Linked DNA regions of Homo sapiens: region 1 is linked to region 2. The links are chromatin contacts, found by Hi-C or POLR2A ChIA-PET in ENCODE. All regions are on one chromosome and are shown on one strand. Each heading gives the region's core, a stretch centred on a gene start or an enhancer-like site at or near the end of the contact. The rest is flanking DNA. Distances are from core to core; before and after follow the strand shown. Region 1 overlaps LOC101927200 (a long non-coding RNA gene). Region 2 holds the start of TOX2 (TOX high mobility group box family member 2).

The links. A loop is a pair of places that touch in the nucleus more often than their neighbours do. ChIA-PET counts read pairs that join two places held with the same protein, here RNA polymerase II (POLR2A). Pooled maps may share reads with other maps.
Region 1: a map with no recorded cell type shows a loop between it and region 2 (2.6-fold over the local background). The contact joins the enhancer-like site here to the promoter of TOX2 in region 2. A Hi-C loop is called at or near these places in 2 of 168 maps with a recorded cell type or tissue (HCT116 and endothelial cell of umbilical vein), 1 of 37 single-sample maps with no recorded cell type and 5 of 50 pooled maps. POLR2A ChIA-PET finds 5 or more read pairs at or near these places in 1 of 52 experiments (WTC11).

The regions. Positions count from the first base shown.
Region 1 is chr20:43,729,465-43,735,845 of GRCh38, reverse strand. All of the region lies in intron 1 of LOC101927200 (a long non-coding RNA gene), which reads right to left. Among named protein-coding and RNA genes, the nearest start is that of GTSF1L, 5.7 kb to the right of the region's middle. Within about 2 kb of position 2,453, at least 2 of the 41 ENCODE cell types and tissues checked have a DNase peak (open chromatin) inside an H3K27ac peak, as active enhancers do.
Region 2 is chr20:43,911,678-43,918,083 of GRCh38, reverse strand. It overlaps TOX2 (TOX high mobility group box family member 2), which reads right to left and starts at 3,232. Exons shown (of 9, transcript NM_001098797.2): 1 at 3,094-3,232. The coding sequence starts at 3,192. RefSeq lists enhancers at 622-681, 2,060-2,777, 2,778-3,495 and silencers at 1,752-1,801, 2,992-3,081, 3,132-3,241, 3,262-3,361, 3,462-3,581 and 1 more.

The DNA.
Region 1 (6,381 bases), core at 1,204-3,703, 180 kb after region 2:
GTGGGTTGTTCCTGAGGTCCAGCTAACTTTGGGCTGCTACAACAAAGAGAAAAACCCTTGGGCGCATCAGTAAAGTCACTACACAGCTTCACTCCTTGGTTGGGTCCCTCGATAACCAAGTCTCCAAGAGCAAAAGGACAGAGAATCCAGCCTGAACTGAGACAGCCTCAGCATCAGACAGAAGCCACACGGACACACTCCACTCCAGCAGAGAAGCAGCTCAGCACTCACAGATAGGCCCAGAGATGAAAAGGAAGAGGTCAACTGGGCACTGTGGCTCATGCCTGTAATCCCAGCTACTCAAGAGGCTAAGGCAGAAGCCAAGAGTTCAAGACTAGCCTGGGCAACATGTGAGACCTTGTCTCTAAAACAAATTTTAAAATCTTAGCCAGGTGTGGTGGCAGGAGGATTGGTTGAGCCCAGGAGTTCCAGGCTACAGTGAGATACGGTTGCACCACTGCACTCTAACCTAGGTGACTAAGCAAGACCCCCGTCTCTAATTTTTTAAAAAAAGGAGGAAGTTGGCCGGGCACGGTGGCTTATGCCTGTAATCCCAGCACTTTGGGAAGCCAAAGCGGGCAGATCACAAGGTCAGGAGTTTGAGACCAGCCTGGCTAACATGGTGAAACCCCATCTCTACTAATGATACAAAAAATTAGCTGGGCATGATGGTGCATGCCTGTAATCTCAGGTACTCGGGAAGCTGAGGCAGGTGAATCACTTGAACCCGGGAGGCAGAGGTTGCAGTGAGCTGAGATCAAGCCATTGCACTCCAGCCCGGGCGACAGGGCAAGACTCTGTCTCAAAAAAAAAGGAAGAGTTTGGCCAGGCACAGTGTCATGCTTGGAATCCCAGCACTTTGGGAGGCCAAGGCAGGTGGATCACCTGAGGTCAGGAGTTCGAGACCAGCCTGGCCAACATGGTGAAACCCCATCTCTACTAAAAATACAAAAATTAGCTGGGTATGGTGGTGGGCACCTGTAAACCCAGTTACTCGGGAGGGTGAGGAAGGAGAATCGCTTGAACCCGGGAGGCAGAGGCTGTAGTGAGCCGAGATTGCACCACTGCACTCTAGCCTTGGTGAGGCAGAGTGAGGTTATACCTGAGAAATGAGTACTGATGACCCTTAACAAATAGTTACTCCCCAAGAAATACGAGAAAACCTTAAAACAGAGTTTTCTCAACTAGTTCCACAGGAAACTAGCTGGTAGAGGTAGCAACAGGTGCTAAAGAGAAAAGGCTGCACCTGGGAGACACTGAGTGAAGCAAAGGTTCATGGTTGGCTTTTCCTTAGGCCTTCTTGGATCTGTGCTGATGTCCACTGAGATTCCCCAGGAGAAGGTACAGTGTGACAATCCCCAGAGCAGCTTGTAGGACTCACATTCCAAGCAATGCCAGCGTGGAAAAACAAGCATCATTTAATAAATAGGTATAAACAGGGAAGACATTTAATTCAAACATCTGTAAGGAAGTGACCAAAACTGATGACATTTTAGGCCACCAAGAACACCTCACAGGCACTAACAAGCCATCGTTTTCTCAGGCCACATTATCTATCCACCGTGCAATAAAAACAGAAATTAAAAACAAAAGGATAGACAACAACAACAAAAAAATGAAATCACTTGGAAATTTATGCCTAAATAACTTGAATCAAAGAAAGGAACAAAACTGCAGTTATGGGCCATTCAGAACGTCATGACAATTGGAACTCCACGTAGCCATACTTAGGGAATGAAACCGAAGTACGCCCCATAGCTGCAAATGTTTCTGTTATTCAACAAGGAAGACTGAAGGCAAATGAAGCATCCAACTTAAGGAGCTAGAAAATAAGCAACACGATAAACCCAGGGAGAGAAGCAGAAATACAGATAAAAACTAATGAAATAGAAAACATAAAAATCCATAGAACTGATAAATCAAAGACTTGGTTTCTTGTAAACAGCTGTAGGACACCCAGCCTTGTGGAAGCCCAATAAAGGGAGGGGTCACACGGCCAGGCGCGGTGGCTCATGCTTGTAATGCCAGCACTTTGGGAGGCCGAGGCAGGTGGATCACCTGAGGTCAGGACTTTGAAACCAGCCTGGCCAACATGGCGAAACCCCATGTGTACTAAAAATACAAAAGTCAGCCAGGCGTGGTGGCAGGCGCCTGTAATCCCAGCTACTCGAGAGGCTGAGATGGGAGAATTGCTTGAATCCAGGAAGTGGAGGTTGCAGTGAGCCGAGATCGCACCACTGCACTCCAGCCTGGGTGACAGAGCAAGACTCCGACTCAAAAAAAAAGGTTGTGGGGTGGGCAGGGGGAGGAAGTAGGAAGCAAGTGAGCGAGAGAGAACACAGAAACACAGTAGAGAAGTCAAGGAAATGTAATCAAAGACACAGAGGAGAGGTTTCAAATTAGAAGAGTATTAAATGCATGCAGTGTGCTAGTCAGCTGGGAGAGTTCAGTGGAGAACACGTGTCTTCCTCAGCTCGGGCTGCCCTAAGGAAATACTACAGACTGGGTGGCTTAAACAACAGAAATTTCTTTCTCACAGTTCTGGAGGCTGCAAGTCCAAGATCAAGGTGCCAGCAGGGCAAGGTAAGGCCTTTCTTCTTGGCTTGCTGATATCAGCCTTTTTTGCTCTGTGCACACCTGGCCTTTCCTCTGTGCAGGAGTAGAGAGAGCTCTAGTGTCTCCTCCTCGTCTCCTAGGGACACCAGTCCTATCAGATCAGGGCCTCATCCTTATGACCTCATTTAAGCTTAATTGCATCCTTCAAGGCCCTATCTCCAAAATCAGTCACATTGAGGGTTAAGGCTTGTGAAAGGAAAAATAAATCTTGGGACCCCAAAATCACTAAGCTAAAGGGAAAAGTCAAGCTGGGAACTGGTCAGGGCAAATCTGCCTCTCATTCTATTCAAAGTCTTCCCTCTGCTCACTGAGATAAATGCCTATCTGATTGCTTCCTTTGGAAAGACTAATCCGAAATGCAGAAGAATGCAACTGTTTGTCTTTTATCTGCCTATGACCTGGAAGCCCCCTCCCTACCTTTGTTGTTGTCCTGCCTTTGTTTCCAGTTGTCCCGCCTTTCTGGATGGAATTAATGTACATCTTACATATACTGATTGATGTCTCATGTCTCCCTAAAATGTATAAAACCAAGCTGAGCCCCGACCACCTTGGGCACATGTCGTCAGGACCTCCTGAGGCTGTGTCACGGGGGCATCCTTAATTTTGGCAAAAGGAACTTTCTAAATCGACTGAGACCTGTCTCAGATATTTGGGGGTCACAGGCTTCAACATATGAATTTGAGAGGGATGCAATTCAGTCCATAACAGCACACTTTTCTAGAAAAATGAGAATTGCCAAGAGAAGTAAAAAACCAGGGAATCAACTTTAAAACTGACAGAGGACTATTTCCCAACAGGGTGTGGGTCAGAGAGTTTAGCAGACAAGTTCTCTCAGACTTTCAAAGAATGTTTGTAGGCTGTTTAAGCCATCCAGAAAACAAAAAAGAGAATGTGCTCTGATTCAGTTTACAAATCTAGCATAGCTGTGACATGGAACCCGACAAAGACAACCAAACGTCACCCAGTCAGGCATTTTAACCAGAACCCAAGCGATTCCTGGCCACATTATAGTTTGAGAAATGCTACATGGTGCTACACTCATTGTCACTACATGAAGAGAGTTTTCTAAATAAGGTCCTTGAGTCAAAGGAGTTGGCAGGTGCCCAGACGGCTGAGACCAGAGAAGCCCTTGGGCAAGGGGTGGCCCACAGAGGTGGTCAGCATGGAGAAGCCCTGAGCCAGAGCCCAAAAGCCCATGGGGGCTACCTATGCTGTCCACACCTGTCTCCTGGACATGGCAGGGAGACTCAAGGAGCCAGAAATGGAGTGGCCACCCATACTAACGCCACATACACACAGCTTGAGTTTAGCATGCTTAGGATCTCCTTTAACCTGCAGGAGGTGCCTGGGGCAGAGGGCACAGTGTTGACACTAACTGCTACAGGGTATGAGGAGGCGGTCAGCTCGGTGTGCAACCTAACAATTGAACTGTCTGGAGAGGTAGTGAGCTCCCCATCGCTGTCTGACCATCCTCCAGGGATGCTCTGGGGGGCATGCCGGCCCTGGGAGAGAAGCTGGCCTGCATGACGTCAGACTCTCTCCTCGCCTGGAGACTTCAGATTCATGATGACTAATCCTCCGATGGCTGCATCCCACCCCATAATGATAATTGCTGACTCAGCTAACCAGGACATGCCATTTCTCATTTTCAGAAAACACTGTTTCTGCACACTCTGTGACCTCCTCTCCATGCCTGTGTTACCATCTGTTGGCAGCATCTCTCAGGATGAAGATCAGCAGGGAGGGGAGTGAGAGGAAAGCAGGTCCGATCTTATTTGCAGCGCTGGTCACACATGCACAGACAGGGTTGAAAAGTTTCACACAGACAGATGTGTGTGCATCCCTAGCTCCTCTTGGGTTGCCATGGTGAGCAACCTCTCAGGTCCCAGGCTCAGAGCAGGTGCCAGGAGGAGGCTGCAGGCTTGAGGACCATTCAAGATGTCCATTAGAAGCACAAACAGCCGGGCGCGGTGGCTCACGCCTGTAATCCCAGCACTTTGGGAGACCGAGGCAGGCGAATCACGAGGTCAGGAGTTCGAGACCAGACTGGCCAACATGGTGAAACCCCATCTCTACTAAAAATACAAAAAATTAGCAGGGCATAGTGGCGGGCACCTGTAATCCCAGCTACTCAGGAGGCTGAGACAGGAGAATTGCTTGAACCCGGGAGGCAGAGGTTGCAGTAAGCCGAGATCACACCACTGCACTCCAGCCCGGGCAACAGAGTGAGACTCCATCTCAAAAAAAAAAAGAAGAAGCACAAACAACCCCAGCCTTCCCTCTCTCCATAATGGACTGAATCTCAGCCTGCCACACTAATAGGTGCGTGGTCACAAAGAAACCTGCAACAGCAATGTCTTACTCCTCATTATGTGGATTTCAATGACGGATACAGTGCTTTCATTGTGATCTCCATATGCAGAATTTAAAAGCCTCTCTCAGCCAGGCACATGTAACCTAGGCTTTGGAAACCCTCGCAAATAATTTTTCAAGGACAATAAACCACAAACGATCAAAGACAACCAGAATTACAGAAGCCTGAAGACTCCAGCCTGGGCCACCTCTGGTCGGAAGCATGAAAAAGACTATGGCACTAGGGATTAAAAAGTCACTGTCAGCCGGGCATGGTGGCTCACGCCTGTAATTCCCAGACCTTTGGGAGGCCAAAGTGGGAGGATCACTTGAGCACAGGAGTTCAAGACTAGCCTGAGCAACATAGAGAGACTATATCTCTACAACAAATAAAAAAATCAGCCGAGTGTCATGGCTGGCCCCTGTAAGTCCCAGCAATCCGGAAGCTGAGGTGGGAGGATCACTTGAGCTCAGGAGTTTGAGATGGAGTGAGACTAAATCTTGCCACTGCACTCCAGCCTGGGTGACAGAGAGGGACTGTATCCCAAAAAGAAAAAAAGAAGATTGCTATCAGCATCATTGGCAGACACTGCACCAGGCTTGGGGGTGTGGAAGAGCAGATGCTGAACTCCCTGTTAACTCCCAGTAAGGACAACACTATAGTTCCTTTTAAAAAATATTATTTTAGGCCAGGCATGGTAGCTCACGCTTGTAATCCCAGCACTTTGGGAGGCCGAGGTGGGCGGACCACAAGGTCAGGAGATGGAGACCATCCTGGCTAACACGGTGAAACCCCATCTCTACTAAAAATACAAAAAATTAGCCGGGCGTGGTGGCAGGCGCCTGTAGTCTCAGCTACTCGGGAGGCTGAGGCAGGAGAATGGCGTGAACCCAGGAGGCAGAGCTTGCAGTGAGCGGAGATCGCACCACGGAACTCCAGCCCGGGCGACAGTGCGAGACTCCGTCTCAAAAAAAAATTATTTTAATATATTTTTTGAGACAGGGTCTCACTCTGCTGCCCAGGCTGGAGTGCAGTAACACAATTTAGGCTCACTGCAGCCTCAACTTCCCAAGCGATCCTCCCACCTCATCCTCCCGAGTAGCTGGAACTAGAGGCACGCACCACCACAGCAGGCTAATTTTTGTATTTTTTGTAGAGATACGGTTTTGCCATGTTGCCCAGGCTGGTCTCGAACTGCTGGGCTCAAGCAATCCGCCCACCTCAGCCTCCCAAAGTGCTGGGATTATAGGAGTGAGCCACTGCACCCGACCATATTTCCTTTAATAGTGGGCTGTAGGCTTGAAGAAAATGGGCTCTGTGTTACATGCATGATATGGAAGGTACAGTTTACCAAGGACACTCAGCAGAGCAAACCAGGAGCTATCCCTAGGGTGAGTGGGTTGGGGTACAGG
Region 2 (6,406 bases), core at 1,983-4,482:
TGCAAAAAAGCCAAACAAGTGTCCTGCTGGGAGTCAAACCTGGGCTCAGGCCTCATCTTTGTTCCTTACTTGCTGTGTAATCTGTGAGTTACACTCCTCTGTGACTCAGTTTCCCCTTCTGTAATGCAAAGAAGGAGGAGACCAATGGTTCCCAGCATGGAGCCACAGATCCTGGGAGCCATGGGGCCACAAATCCCTATGCTCAAAAAGCACCTTTATTACATTAAATAGTAATGAGTCTTCTTCATACCTGTTAAGCTATTTTTCTAATGCATGCTAATATTGTGTTTAATAAAATACACATCTATTTCAAAGCAAAAATAAAACCATAACAGCTTTTCATTAGTGTGCATTTTCTCAAACAAAAGATACCAAAAGAACAACCAATGTTCGTGACTTTGGTTTAAAGAGGCTGGGAATCTCTGTGTAGAGGATCGCTAAGGGGACAGTCGCCAAGGGGATGGTCGCCAAGGGGACGGTCGCCAAGAGCCCTTCCAGGTCAACTGCCCCATAGGTGTCGGGCATCACTTGGGCAAATGCTTGCCCTTATGTATATAAAGCCTGGCTCCCTGTGCAACGAGCCTCTTGTCTGCGGACAGAGCCCCCCATGTGTGGGTGTGTCCACCCCACAATGTCTGGATTCAGCCAGGCCTACAGGCCCCAAGTGTGGTCACTACTGCACCCTGAGCCTGTTTCCCCTCCAGCTTTGATAGTGACTAGTGTAAAGGTGGAGCTTGGGCATTTCCCTCCCCAACCCCTCCCCATCCACTTCTTGAGCCAGAAAAGGGGAGTTCCTGATCACAGCCTGGCCCTACCCCCCAACCACCACCACTAAGGCCATGCCCACTTGGGAATCCCTTACCAAAAGACCTCTAGCCCCTAAATGAATACAGTGACCTCTCCCCTCCCGCCTCACCCTGCTCTAGCCTGAAGGACTGAGTAGCAGATTTCACATCCAAGTGCAAAGTCAGACCTTCCTTTCACCTATCAAGTGGCTCAGCTGCATCCCCACCCCCATCCCTGCCCCGCCCCACTCTGGACACATCCTCAGCTATGGGCCAGGGGTCCTACATCCCACACAGAAAGAAACCAGAATCGCCGGCTTCTCATTCCCTCCCTGACGGGCCCTTCCCGGCGAGATTCGCACAGGTTCTGGTGCTGAGTCAGAGGTTTACAGAGCATCAGAATAAAGCAGGGGCCTCGGCTGAGTCCTGCCTCCAAAGGCCCCTATTTGGGACAGCCCCACCCTGGCGAGATTTATAGAAACACCACCCTCAAACGGAGCGCTCCAGGCTAAACCCCCACCCACTCAGACTTTGAGGCACAAATGCCCAGCCCACCCACACCCGCAAACCAGAGGCTGGTACCTACCTCGCCAACTTCACATTTTGAAAAATAACAAAGCCAAGGGCAGAAGACAGACCAGCTGCCCCCACACCCAACCTTCTCCTCCCTGAAAACTCCACTTGCTACTTTTAATCTATTTTCCTCCATCAGACTGGAGGCAGCTCCCGGCCTTCTCCTGAGGCTACCATCCCCCCTCATCGGCTTCTAACTTTGCAGGTCACTGGACAAAAGAGAACCACCGCCACTCTTCGCGAGACCTCACTTGTCGCCCACCACCGCCCCACATCGCGCAGGCCCTAGTGGCCTGGATGCTTGCTGCCCCTGGCGAACTGCAGGGAGGCTTTGCCAGAAGCCGCTCCCCTGGGGCCTGAGGGCGCACTCAGGGAGGCCCAGCCCGGGAGGCCCCGGGATCCGCGCCGGGACGCCTCTCTCCTGCCTCATCCCCACTACCAGGGGCCTGACGAAAAGCCTGCGAGGTTGGGGAGAGACCCTGGGGGGCGCCGATCCAGCCACTGGACGCGCACTCACCCCGCATCGCCACGGAGCCCACGCGTCTGCGCCAGGGCTGCGGGAAACCCACGCGCGCTGTTCAATCCGGGCTCCGAGTGACGAAAACCCGCGCTTGGCTCCAGCCGGCCCGGGACCGACGCACCGACTGGCGGACGCGCGGACAGTCTGGCTTCCTAACTAAGTTTGAAAGTTCCCTCTCCGGCGACCGAAGGGGACGCGGACTGCTTAGAGGCACCCAACCCATCCAGGCTGGGCCAGACCCGGCAGTGGGACCTGACGCCTCGGGTTCGGGGTTCCAGGCACGCAAGCCTCCATCACTGGGAATGCGCCCGGCGCAGCGCAGCTGGGACCTGGCTGGGGTGGGGGGATAGATCCTGGAAACATGGAGGAGGGAGGGTGTCCGGCACTACAGCCCCAGCCTGGAGGGACGCCGGCTCACCGCTCCCGGGAGGACACAGGCCTCGATTGGCCGCAGCCTACTCGGAATCCGAGGCCCCGCCAGGCAGTGACGGCCAATTAGTAAACTGCCCAATTAGTGTGCTGCGGCGCTGAGAAGTTAAACCTCGACGCGCGAGTGTGGATGACCGAGGTGTGGCCGTCCCTGGGTGTGACCGCGTGTGACTGTGTGGCCGTCAGGACGATCTGTGTCTGAGGCTCACCGTCCAGGGGGGTGGCTGTGTGTGACAGCGTGCGCCTGGGTGAGGCGTTGTGGCTGCGAGAGTGTGACTGTCGGGCGACTTCTTTGTGTGACTGTCCCCCGTTGTGCCTGGGTGTGACAGCGGGTGGGGGCATGTCACGGTGTGTGGGGCATCGGAGCGTCTGTGGGTGACTCGTCTGTGGCGGTGAGGCTGTTTGCGGGTGAGTGGTTGCGTGTCGTTGTGTATAAGTGACTGTCAGGGTGACTTGCGTGGGACGGCGGGACCGTGTAAGCAGTGCCTGGCCGCCTGCGTGTGGCTGTGGGTCACTGTGACGGCTTGTGAATGACTGCGAGGCTGTCAGGGGGACGCGAGTGAGGGGCCACTGTGTCGTCGCACGGGTGGCTGTCGGGATGACTTCTGCCCGCGATCCCAACAACTCAGGGCGTGAGCGTGGCCGCGAGGGGATCGATGTGAGCCGCCCGTGCCCGTCGGCGGGGCTGATGTGCGCGGCCCCGTGTGACCCCGGGAGCGCCTGAGTCCCGAGCTGCCAGGTGACTCCGGCCCCGCCCGCCGGGGACCCCCGCCCGCCCCCGCCTACCTTGCCGCCGTGGTAATAGTCCAGGTGCGCCAGGCCGGCCGGCTCGGCCCCGGGCCGCGCGCCCACCGCGGGCGCCGAGGGGTACAGGCGGACGTCCATGGCGGGCGCGGCGGCGGCGGCGGCGGCTCCCGCGGGCAGTGCCTGGGCGGGCGGCGGGTGGGAGCCAGTGTGCGAGCGGGACTGCGAGCGCGGGGGGCGGGCCGGGGGCGGTGCCCAGAGGAGCGCCCCGCCCCCGCCCCCGCCCCGCCCGCGCGCGCTATTGTTCCGGCCTCGGGCGCTGCCTAGGGCCGGGGGCCCGGGGGCCCGGGCCGGGGCGTGGAGGTCCTTCCTCCGGGCTGGGCCGCCGCCGGGTCCCCCGCCCGGCCCTGCATCCCTGAGGGGGGCGCGCCTGTCCAGACGGCGCTTTTCCGTCCCGCCTTTCGCCACCCACGGTGAGGAGAGAAGCCCGAACGGCACCCCTCCCCAGAAGTGGGACACTCCCTTGCCCTAAATATTTGAGGCGGCGCTAGTCCCCGCCCCGCGGCGTGGGTGCGGGGGGAAGAGGAAGGTGGTGACAGGACCACTTTGGAGATGGGTGCTGCCTTACCTGGGGGGACGCAGGCCAGCGCCGGAGGATGCTCTTAGCATGCCCGCCCCCTCCTCGTCTCACTGATCTGAGTCAGCTTGACAGCCCCCCCTGGAGATTGCCGCGCTTAAACTCTCACTCACATATGGGGAAACTGAGTCAAAAACTTGCAGCATCAGTAATGGAGCTCCAGGCGGGTGGGCTCCGTTGCCCCCAAAGGATCCAGAGCTGAAACCACTTGGAGAAGGCAGCAGGACCCCACCCCTTTTAATGATAGGGAGGGGAGGGCCGCAGGAATGCCTAGAGCCCGAAGCTCTGAAGAGGGGTCTAGGATCTGCCCACAGTCACGGTCTCTTGGAGTGAGGAAAGGAAGAAAATGAGATTGGAATGGGATGGCTCTGATGGTGGGTCAGAAAGGTGACTGTGAAATGGGGTTCCTCCCCAACCAAAAAAAAAAAAAAAACCCTCTAGTTCTTGATATCACTTGCTGGTTGCTAGACTGTTGCACCCCCATCCCCCTTTTCATGCAAGAATTGTCTACACTAGCAATCTCCCCTAGCAATCTCACTGCTCACTGACTGCTCCAGGTATGTCTGACTGGGAGAGGCCAGGAGGCGAAGTCAGCCAGAATGGCATTCTTGTGTGGCACCAGGATATAGGATGCCATTGGGAGAAAAGGACTTGAGCTTCCTGCCCACTCAGGAGCTAGCTTAGAACTTAGTTCTCAACTGCTGCTTGGGCTTTGCTGGTCCTGGCCTAGAACTAGGACCATAAGAAAGATGCATTAACAAAAGATAGGTGTGGGAAACAGGCATTCACTGAAGGCTTGGGAACAACAGAGGGAAATTATAGCTCAGAAAGGAAAGAACTTCCAAATAAATTTCAGCAGTCATTGTTTCTAGAAATACAATGCCACACCTCATCAGAAAAAAATTTCCATTGTCCTGTGTCCATTTTTTTCATCTGGATATCCAACTGACCAGCACTCTTTATTGAAAAGATCACCACCACCACCACCACCCCCCTACACACACACACATACTCTTCTGCAATGCTAACATTGTCGTAAATCAAGTAGTCGATATGTGCATAAGACTGTTCCTGAATTCTCTATTCTGTTCTGTTAGCCTATTTTTCTCTCCCTGTGCCATTATCACAATGTCTGGATTACTGTGGGCTTATAAGTCTAAATGTCCCATGAAATAAGCCTACCCATTTTGTTCTTTTAAGACTGCATTGGCTATTCTTGATGTTTACACTTTCACAGAAATTTTGGAATCAGCATACCTATTTATATATATACACACAAACACACTAACACAATCTTGCTGGGATTTCAATTGGTATCACTTTGAACCTTTAGATCAATTGGAATAAAATTAACATTTTCAATAGTAAAACTTCTTATCCATGAACATGGTATGTCCCTTCATTTATTTTGGGTTTTTAAAAAAGTTATCTCAGCAATGTTTTGTAGTTTTCTACGTGGAGACCTTGCACATCTTTTATTAAATTTAGCCCCGGGTGTTTTTTGTTGCTATTATGAATGGCTTCTTTATTTTATTTTCTGTTTGTTGTCAGTACAGGGTTGTTGTTTTACAACATGTCCACAAATTCTTTGACACCTTTCCCAAGAAGTAGAGTCTAACACTCTTCCCCTCGGGAAGGGATTAGTCTTAGCGAATGGGTTTTAACAAAAAGAATGTGACAGAAGTGAATCTATGTGACTTCTGAGGCTAGCTAGATCATAAAATTAATAGGGCTTCTACCTGGCTCCCTCTCTCAGGACTTTTGTCTTTGGAACACTAAGCCATCATATGAGAACTCTCTCTTAGGCTGCCATGCATTGAAGAAGCCCAAACTAACCCACACAGAAAAATCATATGCAGAGACCCTGATACTAAGTAAAGAGGGATTCCTAGCCAGTCCCCAGCTCTGCCAGCTCCTGCTGTTCCTGTTCCATCTGCTATCTGACTGTACCCACATGAAAAAGGCTGAACTGTGCAGATGAGCCCTTCTTGAATCCAAAATGCACAGAAACCATGAGAGATAATAAATGATTATTGTTATTTTAAGCCACAAAGTTTTGGAGTGATTTGTTACTTAGCAATATAGGTCTGAAACATAGTATAAATAGATTTTTAAATAATGCCCTTGTATCCAGCAACATTGCCAAACTCATTTATTAATTCTAGTAATTCATCTGTAGATTCTTTGGCTTTAAAAAAAAATTTCTATCTCATCTGTAAAAATGAGAGTTTTAGTTTTTTCTTTTCAATTCTTATAAGTTTTGTTTCTTTTTCTTGCCTTGTTGCACTGGCTAATATCACCAGTATAATTTTGGAAAGAAGTAATAGTAGCAGACACTCTTGCCCCATTCCTGATTTCCTGATCTCAGAAGGAAAGATATCAATAGTTCACCATTAGTTATAATGCTTGCTGTAGTTTTATTTTTGTTTCATTTTGCTTTGGTGTTTTTGTTTGTTTGTTTGTTTTTTGAGACAGAGTCTCACTCTGTCACCAGGCTGGAGTGCAGTGGTGTGATCTTGGCTCACTGCAAACTCCGACTCCCTGGTTCAAGCGATTCTCCTGCCTCAGCCTCCTGAGTAGCTGGGATTACGGGTGTGTGCCACCATGCCCAGCTAATTTTTGTATTTTTAGTAGAGACAGGGTTTTACCATGTTGGCCAGGATGGTCTTGATCTCCTGACCTTGTGATCCAGTTTTTTTTTGCAGACACCTCTGTTGC